Regions from separate parts of the Homo sapiens genome. Here region 1 is linked to region 2. Evidence: read pairs that join two places in POLR2A ChIA-PET (ENCODE). Cell type or tissue: PC-9. All regions are shown on one strand. Links, peaks and the distances in the headings refer to the core of each region. The heading gives the core; the rest is flanking DNA.

Evidence for each region. Peaks named below come from ENCODE experiments on the same cell type or tissue, not always from the same donor. Only the 100,000 strongest peaks of a DNase experiment are listed, where the experiment ranks them.
Region 1: POLR2A ChIA-PET joins it to region 2 with 11 read pairs; 2 of 35 experiments call an interaction of 5 or more read pairs at or near these places.

What each region holds. Positions count from the first base shown.
Region 1 is chr12:120,770,547-120,775,935 of GRCh38, reverse strand. All of the region lies in intron 6 of SPPL3 (signal peptide peptidase like 3), which reads left to right. Among named protein-coding and RNA genes, the nearest start is that of ACADS, 47 kb to the right of the region's middle. RefSeq lists an enhancer at 4,134-4,634. In PC-9, for the core only: no CTCF peak of the experiment used is centred there; no DNase peak of the experiment used is centred there.
Region 2 is chr12:120,922,709-120,928,097 of GRCh38, reverse strand. No RefSeq gene overlaps it. Among named protein-coding and RNA genes, the nearest start is that of XLOC_009911, 21 kb to the right of the region's middle. RefSeq lists enhancers at 1,317-1,866, 1,832-3,031. In PC-9, for the core only: no CTCF peak of the experiment used is centred there; a DNase peak (open chromatin) is centred at 2,247; H3K27ac peaks cover 1,832 bases.

The DNA of each region.
Region 1 (5,389 bases), core at 188-5,187, 150 kb after region 2:
AAGCAGTGATATTTGGTGGCTGGGTTTTTTTTTTAATTAGTGTTTCTTAACTGAAGTCTGTTCTTTGAAGTTAATTTAGAGTGAAAACAGGATAATAAATTATTTTCAGGGCTACACTAAGAAGTATTAACATTAAGAATGGACTTCGGGATTTTCCCGAACTGAAGTCTAGGGCTGTTTTATCTACTCTCAGTTTCATCTGGCAAATTAACCTTTCAAATTTGGGAAGACTTGAAAGAGTTGGACCTATGGGTGATGGTATGTTAGCTAAAAGCTGATGAATATTGAGTACACACCCCTAGTGATCAAGGATCATAGAACCTGGTTTACAGTCTATCCCCTGCCTAGTTCAGGGACTAACAGAATCTTGACAGATGTCTGATTCAGTCCCCTCGTTTTATAGCAATTGCTACTAACCTATGATTAGAACATGTTTAGGGCCAGAAATCTAACAATTGATATTTTGTTTTAAAATGCTACACTCAACCGGGCACGGTGGCTCACACCTGTAATCCCAACTCTTTGGGAGGCGAAGGTGGGCAGATCAGTTGAGGTCAGGAGTTGGAGACCAGCCTGGCCAACATGGTGAAACCCCATCTCTACTAAAAATAAAAAAATTAACCAAGGTGTGCTGGCATGCACCTGTAGTCCCAGCTACTTGGGAGGCTGAGGCAGGAGAATCACTTGAACCTGGAAGGCAGGGGTTGCAGTGAGCTGAGATTGCACCACTGCACTCCAACCTGGGCAACAGAGTGAGACTCTGCCTCTAAATAAATAAATAAATAAAATGCTACACTCTTGGTGCGCTGACTCCACATAGGGCATAGATATCTAGAGAGCCTGTATCGCGAATGTGAGCACTGCTTAGAAACCTTACAGGTTATGTCATCCTCGTAGAGAACATTTGAGCTCGGTTTGGTGTCACTGTCTTTGTCCCTGACTCACTGGTTGTAGAAGACAATGTAATACAGAGATATCAGTGATAAATTGAAAATAACTCTAGCTAAATGGCTAAGATTAATCATTTACTTCCCCCAACACTTTTGGTTAATGTACATTTAACCAAAAGTTAAGTGTGTTGGTAAACCTATAAGAGAGAGTCTCAGGAGTGTCTAAAGCCGCAAGGGAAAGAGAGCACCTCCCTTCACTTTAGCCTTGAAAAGCCCTGAGGAGGAGGTAAGATTTTTTAAGGGTTACTTGAATGACAGAATGAAAGGCAGGCAAACTAGATTGAGAGCATGTTCTGGGAATACGACATTGCTTGTGGCAGTGTTCGCTGGGTCAGAGTGGTATTTATTCCACATGCCTCTAAGAGCCTTCTCTGAGACAGTCAAAAGGATGCCTTCTGCCTCTTCATACACGGAACTTAGACTAGAGTGGGGAGGACCTAGATGGTCTAATTGGAAAGAGGGTGTTCAGCTTAACGCAGATGGAGAGAAGGGATAGGCTGAGGAATAGGAACCCGTTCAGACAGATGCCAAGGCAGAGCCAGCATGGTGCTCAGCTCCACTCTGTGGAGGTTGTGCCTCCTGAGTTTATGCAACTTTATAATTAGACTTGATTCGTCATAGAGAAGGGAACCTGGTGACCTTCAGGCAGGAAATTATGTGAACAGATGTTTGACAGTGGCAGTGAACAGTACATGGGAAAGAGTAAGAGGGAGGGAGGGAAAGGAGACACAGCAAAGTAGGAAGTGGGTGGAGGTGTGAGCAAGGTCTGCAGTAACAGTAAAGGATAACACCTCAGAATGGCTGCAGATTTCATGTGTATGATGAGAGGCTGTGATGTGTTGAAGATGAACCCAGACTTTCTTATTTGGAAGGTTAGGATAGAATGACACTGTCTGGAGTCATGGAAAACCCAGTCACTGAGCAGTCTGTTCCATGTTTAGTTTAGACGCAGGTGGAGGAGGATTAGCATGAGATGAATGACAAAGCAGCAGGTGGATGCTCAGACCTTGTGACCTTTCAAGGCTCCTGCGCAGTTAGGATGAAGTGATTCTATGGCAAATTGAGTACAAAAGTTCAGGAAGGGCCAGACGCGGCGGCCCATGCCTGTAATCCCAGCACTTCGGGAGGCTGAGGCAGGTGGATCACCTGAAGTTAGTAGTTCAAGACCAGCCTGACCAATATGGTGAAACCCCATCTCTATTAAAAATGCAAAAATTAGTTGGGCATGGTGGCGGGCGCTGGTAGTCACTTGAGAGTCACTTGAACCTGGGAGGCACAGGTTGCCGTGAGCCAAGCTTGTGCCACTGCACTCAGCGTGGGCGACAGAGCAAGACTCCATCTCCAAAAAGAAAAGGTCAGGAAGGGACAGGTCGTCTACATGTGTCACAGAGGCGAATAAACTTACCCCGAGGAGCCTGGCCTCTTGCTTCTCTGTTCAGTCTGTTTCCCTGCCCCGCTTTTGGTTACTGGTGAGCTGCATCATTCAGTCCTCTGACCCTCACTCCCCGCAGACTCCTGTCTCCCGTCTGTCCATCCTAGGCCTTCTGTTACTTTCTTCGTGCCCTTGATGCCTTGCATTCCATGTATTCACCTGTAAGTCCATGAACAGATCACCCTAGCCAGTATCTATACACAAACCTGTGTCTCACCTGTGCTCTGGCCCGATGGGCTTCCCACCTGCTGCTGACCACTGTTGTTCCTCCAGCCAGATGAGCTGCTCCCTGGTAATGTCCTGGTTATTGACTCATGACACAACCAAATCTTTGTTTCCTAAAGATGATGATCATGGGAGGTCCTGTCCTTTCAAATATGCGTGTGAGTTGATCAGAGCAGGGGCTCTGGGTACATCTCTCAGTGTCCTAAACATCATGTTTCAGTCATCCCTTTGCAGCTCTGAATGCTCTGAGCTTTGTCAAGCCTCACTGACTAATACATTTCATTAGGTTCATTTCAAATGACATGCATTTGTATACATTTTACCAGGTTGGTTGTATGAATTTATTTAAAAATTAAAGGAGACCTTAGTATAATAAACATTCTATATGATTATAAAGTCAGGAATTAGATCTTGACCACATCTCTCCAGAACTCACACTGCAGCTCACCCTGTAACTCAGTGAGCGCTTGATAACAGTGATGATAGTGGAGATGAAGATATATATTTTGCTCTTCCTAGGTTGAATACTGTCTTTCCAACTCCTCTGAGTTGTAGGGATGAGGCAGCTTTTTCTCCTCTGTGTTTATATTAGCACCGTGCACACAGTAGGAACCCATGAAACAGTAATTTAGTTGATGTGTCCAGGGTCTGCCAAGCTGCTGTATTTATCCACTTTATTACATATATTGACAATTTACCACCAGTTCTATGAAAATGAAATATATCTGTTCATATGGCTTTTTACTTTCCTTAGAATAATTTGAAATTTGAAGTTAATAGAACACAGTTTTGCATTCATTCAGCAAGTATTTATTGAATGTCTACTCTGTCAAGTGCTAGGGATCCACAGAAAGAATCAGACATGGTTTCTGTTTCCCAGGAGCACGTGGTCAGCTAGCACAGGGAATAAACTTACCAGTATGTAAATATTCACAAGGTCATAGAATGGATGAGTGAGTTGAGAGACATTCAACGTTCTATGGCACATCACATAGAAGAAGCAACTGGGCCGGGCGCGGTGGCTCATGCCTGTAATCCCAGCACTTTGGGAGGCCGGGGTGGGTGGATCACCTGAGGTCAGGAGTTTGAGACCAGCCTGACCAACATGGTGAAACCCTGTCTCTACTAAAAATGCAAAAATTAGCTGGGTGTGGTGATGGATGCCTGTAATCCCGGCTACTCGGGAGGCTGAGACAGGAGAATCACTTGAACCCAGGAGGTGGAAGCTGCAGTAAGCTGAGATTGCACCATTGTACTGCAGCCTGGGCAACGAGCAAAACTCTGTCTCAAAAAAACAAAAAAAGAGCAGCAGCAACTGACTGGTTGGATCAGGAAAGACTCTGAGAAAGGACTCCTGACCTGGCTCTTCCAGAATGAGGATGGATTTTCCATATGAAGGAGCCGGGGGCAGGACCTTCTGGGTAGAGCGTGAAAAGAACACAGTATGTGTGGAGAGCGGGAAATTGTGTTGAACTGTCTAGAAAACAGAGCCACAGGAATGCGTGTTGAGGGCTTGGGCTGTACAGTGGAGAGTGCCCTCCCTGGCCAGGGAGTTGGACATTCATCCCACCACAAGACCCCATGAAGAGTTTCTCAACAGCTCTGTGTCCTCATCAAACCTGTGTTTGCAGAACAGTGGAGGAAGAGAGCTGAAGGAGGGGAGAGGCCCTGCACCTGCCAGGCCCTGGCCTAGACTACAAGGGTGAGCACTGAGCCATGCTCTCGGGGAACCTTCACTGGAGTTGAGGGCAGTGAGAATGTTTAAAAAAAAGAAGAAATTATGTATATCAGAAGTTGAGAAATGAAAAATAAGACAAGGGCAGGAAGTATGATCTTAAATGTAATTGCAGGAAAGTCCACCTGTCATTGAGAAGCTAGTACTTGCGTGAAGAACTGTGAAAGACGAGGAGCGGAGCCAGTTGGGTTCTGGGAGGAGATCGTTCAGGCAGAGGGCACAGTAAATGCAGAGCACTGAAGCGGCGGCGTGGCCGAAGCGGCGGCATGGGGGGTAGAGTGAGGAGGCTGCTGTGGCTGGCAAAGGAAGTAGCAGGAGGTGACCTGAAGGGTCACCGTCACAGCAGGACCTTGTCAGCCAGTATGAAGACTGTGGCTTTTACTCTATGGGAAGTTGTTTAAGAGTTTTGAGCTAGGGGCCCCATAAAACCTGCCTTAGGGTTTAAGAAGCTGCTTCTGTCTGCACTGTGAAGAAGAGACTTGTTAGGGGTTAAGTTGGAGGCAGAGAGGCCAGGGAGGAGGTCATTGCAGCAATGCACGCCAGGAGAGGATGGCGGCTTAAGCCAGGCAGGGTGTAAAAGAGAGACGGGTCAAAAACGACATCACAGATTTCCGTCTGCACAATTGGAAGCAAAGAGTAAATGCTTGGAGACAGAAGACTGCACTGTTAAGAGCTGAGTTTGGACATGTTAGATTTGAGAGGCCAACTAGACAGCCAAGTATATATGTCTCTTAGGCCACAGGATGTATGAGTCTGGAGCTCCAAGAAGAGATTCAGGCTGGAAATTAAAATGTGTGAGTTGATGACATATAAGATAGATAGTGTCAAGAGCCTTGAGATTGGACGAGATCACTGAGAGAGGAAAAGATCTGAGGAAAGGCCCGTGGAGTTCTGGGAATTGAGGAGGAGCTACAGAGAAGCCTGAAAAGGCCAGTGAGTGGGGAGGAACAGGAGAGCACATTGTCCTGAGAATCAAGGGAAAAGGAGGGAGCCATTAGCTGGGCGGGTTGCTGCCTAAAGGTCGGGTAAGAGGAGGACAGGTCGATT
Region 2 (5,389 bases), core at 276-5,275:
TATTATATCTATCTATATTATATATAATATATTATATCTATCTATATTATATATAATATATTATATCTATCTATATTATATATAATATATTATATCTATCTATATTATATATAATATATTATATCTATCTATATTATATATAATATATATTATATCTATCTATATTATATATAAGATATATTATATCTATCTATATTATATATAAGATATATTATATCTATCTATATTATATATAAGATATATTATATCTGTCTATATTATATATAAGATATATTATATCTATCTATATTATATATAAGATATATTATATCTATCTATATTATATATATTATATATTATATCCATATTATACATATATTATATATAATATATCTATATTATATATAGATATATATAATATAGATATATTATATTATATATTATATATTATATATTATATATAGTATATGTATAATATAGATATATTATACGTAATATATATAATATATGTATAATATAGTTATATTATATATATAATATATGTATAATATGATATATTATATTATATATGTATAATATGTATTATATATGTATAATATAGATATATTATATATAATATAGTATAATATAGATATATTATACTATATTATACATGTATAATATGATATATTATACATGTATAATATGATATATTATACATGTATAATATGATATATTATACATGTATAATATGATATATTATACATGTATAATATAGATATATTATATATAATATATATCTATAATATAGATATATTATATATTATATATTGTACATATATTATATATAATATATTAATATACATATATTATATATAATATATTAATATACATATATTATGTATAATATATTAATATACATATATTATGTATAATATATTAATATACATATATTATATATAATATATTAATAATATACATATATTATATATTATATATTATACATATATTATGTAATACATATTATATTATATTATACATATATTATGTAATATATGTTATACATTAATTATATAATATATAATATATATTATACATATATTATATAATATATATTATATATTATACATATATTATATAATATATATTATATATTATACATATTATATAATATATATTATATATTATACATATTATATAATATATATTATATATTATACATATATTATATAATATATATTATATATTATACATATATTATACATAAATTATATAATATATATTATATATAATATATATATATATTTTTTTGAAACAGAGTCTCACTGTCGCCCAGGCTGGAGTGCAATGCCATGATCTCGGCTCACTGCAACCTCTGCCTCCCAGGTTCAAGTGATTCTCCTGCCTCAACCTCCTTAGTAGCTGGAATTACAGGCGTGTGCCACCACACCTGGCTAATTTTTGTATTTTTAGTAGAGATGGGGTTTCACCATGTTGGCCAGGCTGGTCTTGAATTCCTGGCCTCAAGTGATCTGCCTGCCTTGGCCTCCCGAAGTGCTGGGATTGCAGGCATGAGCCAGTAAACTGGGTCCCTTTATATTCACAGCTCATCCATACCAGTTCTGCACCTGCTCTGTGCCAAGCTCTGTGCCAAGCTCCATGCCAGGTGGGCAGCGAGGAGCAACAGGGTAGAGCTTCCAGGGTAGCAAGGGAGATAACAGTCAAGTAACCAGATGAGTCAAGGTAAACTGAGCAGTGATACGGGAATGGCCGAGGTGCTGGAGCTGAGAGGCCAGGGAAGACTCGGTTATTTGAGTCACCATGGAATGAGCTCGGAGCAGAAGGGTCACATCTGTTTCCTTTTCTTGGGTAGCATTCCCAGGCCTCGCCTTGTTGGGGGTCCTTGTCTCACCTGAGAAGTCAGGTTCTCCCAACAGCTGACTCAGGATAGCAGATCAGCTCTGTTTTTCCCCCGTCAAGCCAACGCCAGGGGTTTCTCAGTTGGGGAATGAGGCTGACTACGACAGGATCCTCTGAACCACTGGCAGCGGCCAGAGGGGTTTGAGACATGCTTCTACCTGCCCAGGTAGGCCCAGGCTGTAGGGCAGGGGCGTCACCTATGACTCATCTCAGGCAACGCTGGGAAGACTATTGTCATTCTACCCTAGTGCTAGGCCTCTGGGACAGGATCTGAGCAGAGACGCTCATGAAAATCGGGACTTGTGATCACTGGCACAACCTCCACCCCCATCCCCCAGCAGGGGCCTTGGTGAAATTTGAGATTCATTTCCAACTCCTCCTGTGGGAAGGAGGTGTGGACCTTGATGTCAGCATTTCTTAGGGAATGGCTGGACCTCAGAGGCAGCATCTGAGACACTGGCTTAAGGGGACAGCCACGGGGCAGTGATTCCTCCCAAATACTCACCAGCCATTTGTTTGTTTGTTTGGAGACCGAGTCTCACTTTGTCGCCCAGGCTGGAGTACAGTGGTGTAATCATAGCTCACTGAAGTCTTCACCTCCTGGGCTCAAGTGATCCTTCTACCTCAGCCTTCCCATAGATGGGACTGCAGCGTGTGCCACTATGCCTGGCTAATTAAAAAAAAAAAATACTTATCATGGCACCGGCTAATATTTTTATTTTTTGTAGAGACAGCGTCTGGCTCTGTTGCCCAGGCTGGAATGCAGTGGCATGATTATAGCTCACTCCAGCCTTGAATTCCTAGGTTCAAGTGATCGTCCTGTCTCAGTCTTCAAAGTAGCTGGGACTACATGAGACTACAGGTGTGCGCCACCATATCTGGTTTTGTTTTGTTTTGTTCTGTTTTTTGGTAGAGACAGGGTCTTGTTATGGTGCCCAGACTCGTCTCAACCTCCTGGCCTCAAGCGATCCTCCTGCCTTGGCCTCCCAAAATGCTAGGATTACAAGCATGAGCCACCGTGCCTGGCTACCCTTTGCTCCTTCTTCCTTAGAATCACCTCCTTCAATGCCCACTCAGTTCCTCTCTTTGTGCCCCCATCTCAGTCACTCAAACCCAGACCCTTCCACTTCCTGGGGTACCACATGGCCCTGGATTCAAAGCCTAACCCCACCATCCACCTATGACCTGTCTGCCCTTCCACCATCTCTTTACCTTCTCTATGTGTCCGTTTCAAGTTTTTGTTTTGTTTTGTTTTTGTTTTTTGAGACAGAGTCTCACTCTGTCGCCCAGGCTGGAGTGCAGTGGCGCAATCTCGGCTCACTGCAACCTCTGCCTCCCAGGTGCAAGCAATTCTCCTGCCTCAACCTCCCAAGTAGCTGGGATTACAGGCACACACCACCACACCTGGCTAATTTGTTTTGTATTTTTTTAAATAGAGACGGGATTTCACCATGTTGCCCAGGCTGGTCTTGAACTCCTGAGTTTAAGTGATCTGCCCGCTCCAGCCTCCCAAAGTGCTGGGATTACCACGCATGAGCCACTGCACCCGGTCTAGTTTTATGTTATATAAAACAGGAACAAAGAGTCCAGCTTATCTGGGTGTGGTGGCTCACACATATAATCCTAGCACTTTGGGAGGCTGAGGTGGAATGACTGCTTGAGCTCAGGAGTTCAAGACCAGCCTGGGCAACACGGTGAAAACTCATCTTTATTTTTAAAAAATGAAATAAAACAGGCCGGGTTCGGAGGCTCATGCCTGTAATCCCAGCACTTTGGGGGGCTGAGGCAGGTGGATTACCTGAGGTCAGGAGTTCAAGACCAGCCTGGCCAACATGGTAAAACCCTGTCTCTATTAAAAATACAAAAAATTAGGCGGGGGTGGTGGTGGGCACCTGTAATCTCAGCTACTTGGGAGGCTGAGGCAGAAGAATTACTTAAACCTGGGAGGTGGAGGTTGCAGTGAGCCAAGATCGTGCCACCACACTGCAGCCTGGGTGATAGAGCAAGACTCTGTCTCAAAAAATAAAATAAAATGAAATAAAACAAAAAGAGTCCAGCCTTATAGCGTTGTTATCAAAATTCTCATCCAGCAAATATTATATGAGTTAAGAGATATGAGGCACTTTGAAGAGTCCCTGACACATAGTAAGCCCTCAATAAATGGTAGCTGTTTTACTGTTGCCATAATTAAATAGTTAGCAAGTATCTATTCTACTAGATGTTGGGTATTTGATGAGGAAAACAGACACCGTTGCAGTGATTATGTAAGATAAAGGATGTATAGCACCTGTCACCTAGGGGGGCCCCAATTAATGGTGGGTCCTCCTCTCTTCCTTCCCAGCTCTGAGGCCCCTCCATTGTTCTCATTGTCCACGGAAACCTACAGATCTGACATGTGCTGGAGGCTGAGTGAACGCTTCTGGCCGCAGAGGAACCCCAAAGGACTGCTCCAGGTGCTAGTCATCTTGGGGTGTGCCACTTAGGAAAGGTTTCCATGGGGAGGAGTCCTGAAGAAAAATTTGCCAGATGGGAGGATGAGAGCAAGCTTCGAGGGTGTTGGCTGAGTCCTCTTCTATCCACCAACCTGCTCATCCAGCGTCTAGAAATAGGGCGTTAAAAGTTTGACTTAGGCTAGGGGTGGTGGCTCACGCCTGTAATCTCAGCACTTTGGGAGGTTGAGGCTGGCGGATCACTTGAGGTCAGGAGTTCAAGACAAGCCTGGCCAACATGGCGAAACCCCATCTCTAATAAAAATACAAAAATTAGCTGGGAGTGGTGGCAGGTCCTGTAGTCCCAGCTAATCAGGAGGCTGAGGCAGGAGAATCAATTGAGGTGGAGGTTGTAGTGAGCCAAGATCTTGCCACTACACTCCAGCCTGGGCGACAGAGTGAGAATCTGTCTCAAAAAAAAAAAAAAAAAGAAAGAAAAGAAAAGAAAAGAAAAAGAAAAACCAATTACACTCTGATGAATAATACAATCTTTAAAAAAAAAAAAAAGGTCAGGCACGGTGGCTCACGCCTGTAATCCCAGCACTTTGGGAGGCCGAGGCGGGCAGGCGGATCACGAGGTCAGGAGATCGAGACCATCCTGGCTAACACGGTGAAACCCCGTCTCTATTAAAATACAAAAAATTAGCCGGGCGTGGTGGCGGGCACTGGCAGTCCCAGCTGCTAGGGAGGCTGAGGAACCCGGGAAGTGGAGTTTGCAGTGAGCAGAGATGGCACTTCAGCCTGGGCGACAGAGCGAGACTGCATCTCAAAAAATAATAATAATAAATAAATAATAAAAAATAAAAAAAAGAAGACTTTGACTTAGCCTGGGCAACATGGTGAAAACTTCTCTACAACAAATATAAAAATTAGCCAGGCATGGTGGCATGTGCCTGTAGTCCCAGCTACTTGGGAGGCTGAGGTGGGAAGATGGCTTGAGCCCAGGAGGTTAAGGCTGCAGTGAGCCATGATTGTGCCATTGCACTCCAGCCTGGGTGACAGAGTGAGACAAAAAATGAAAA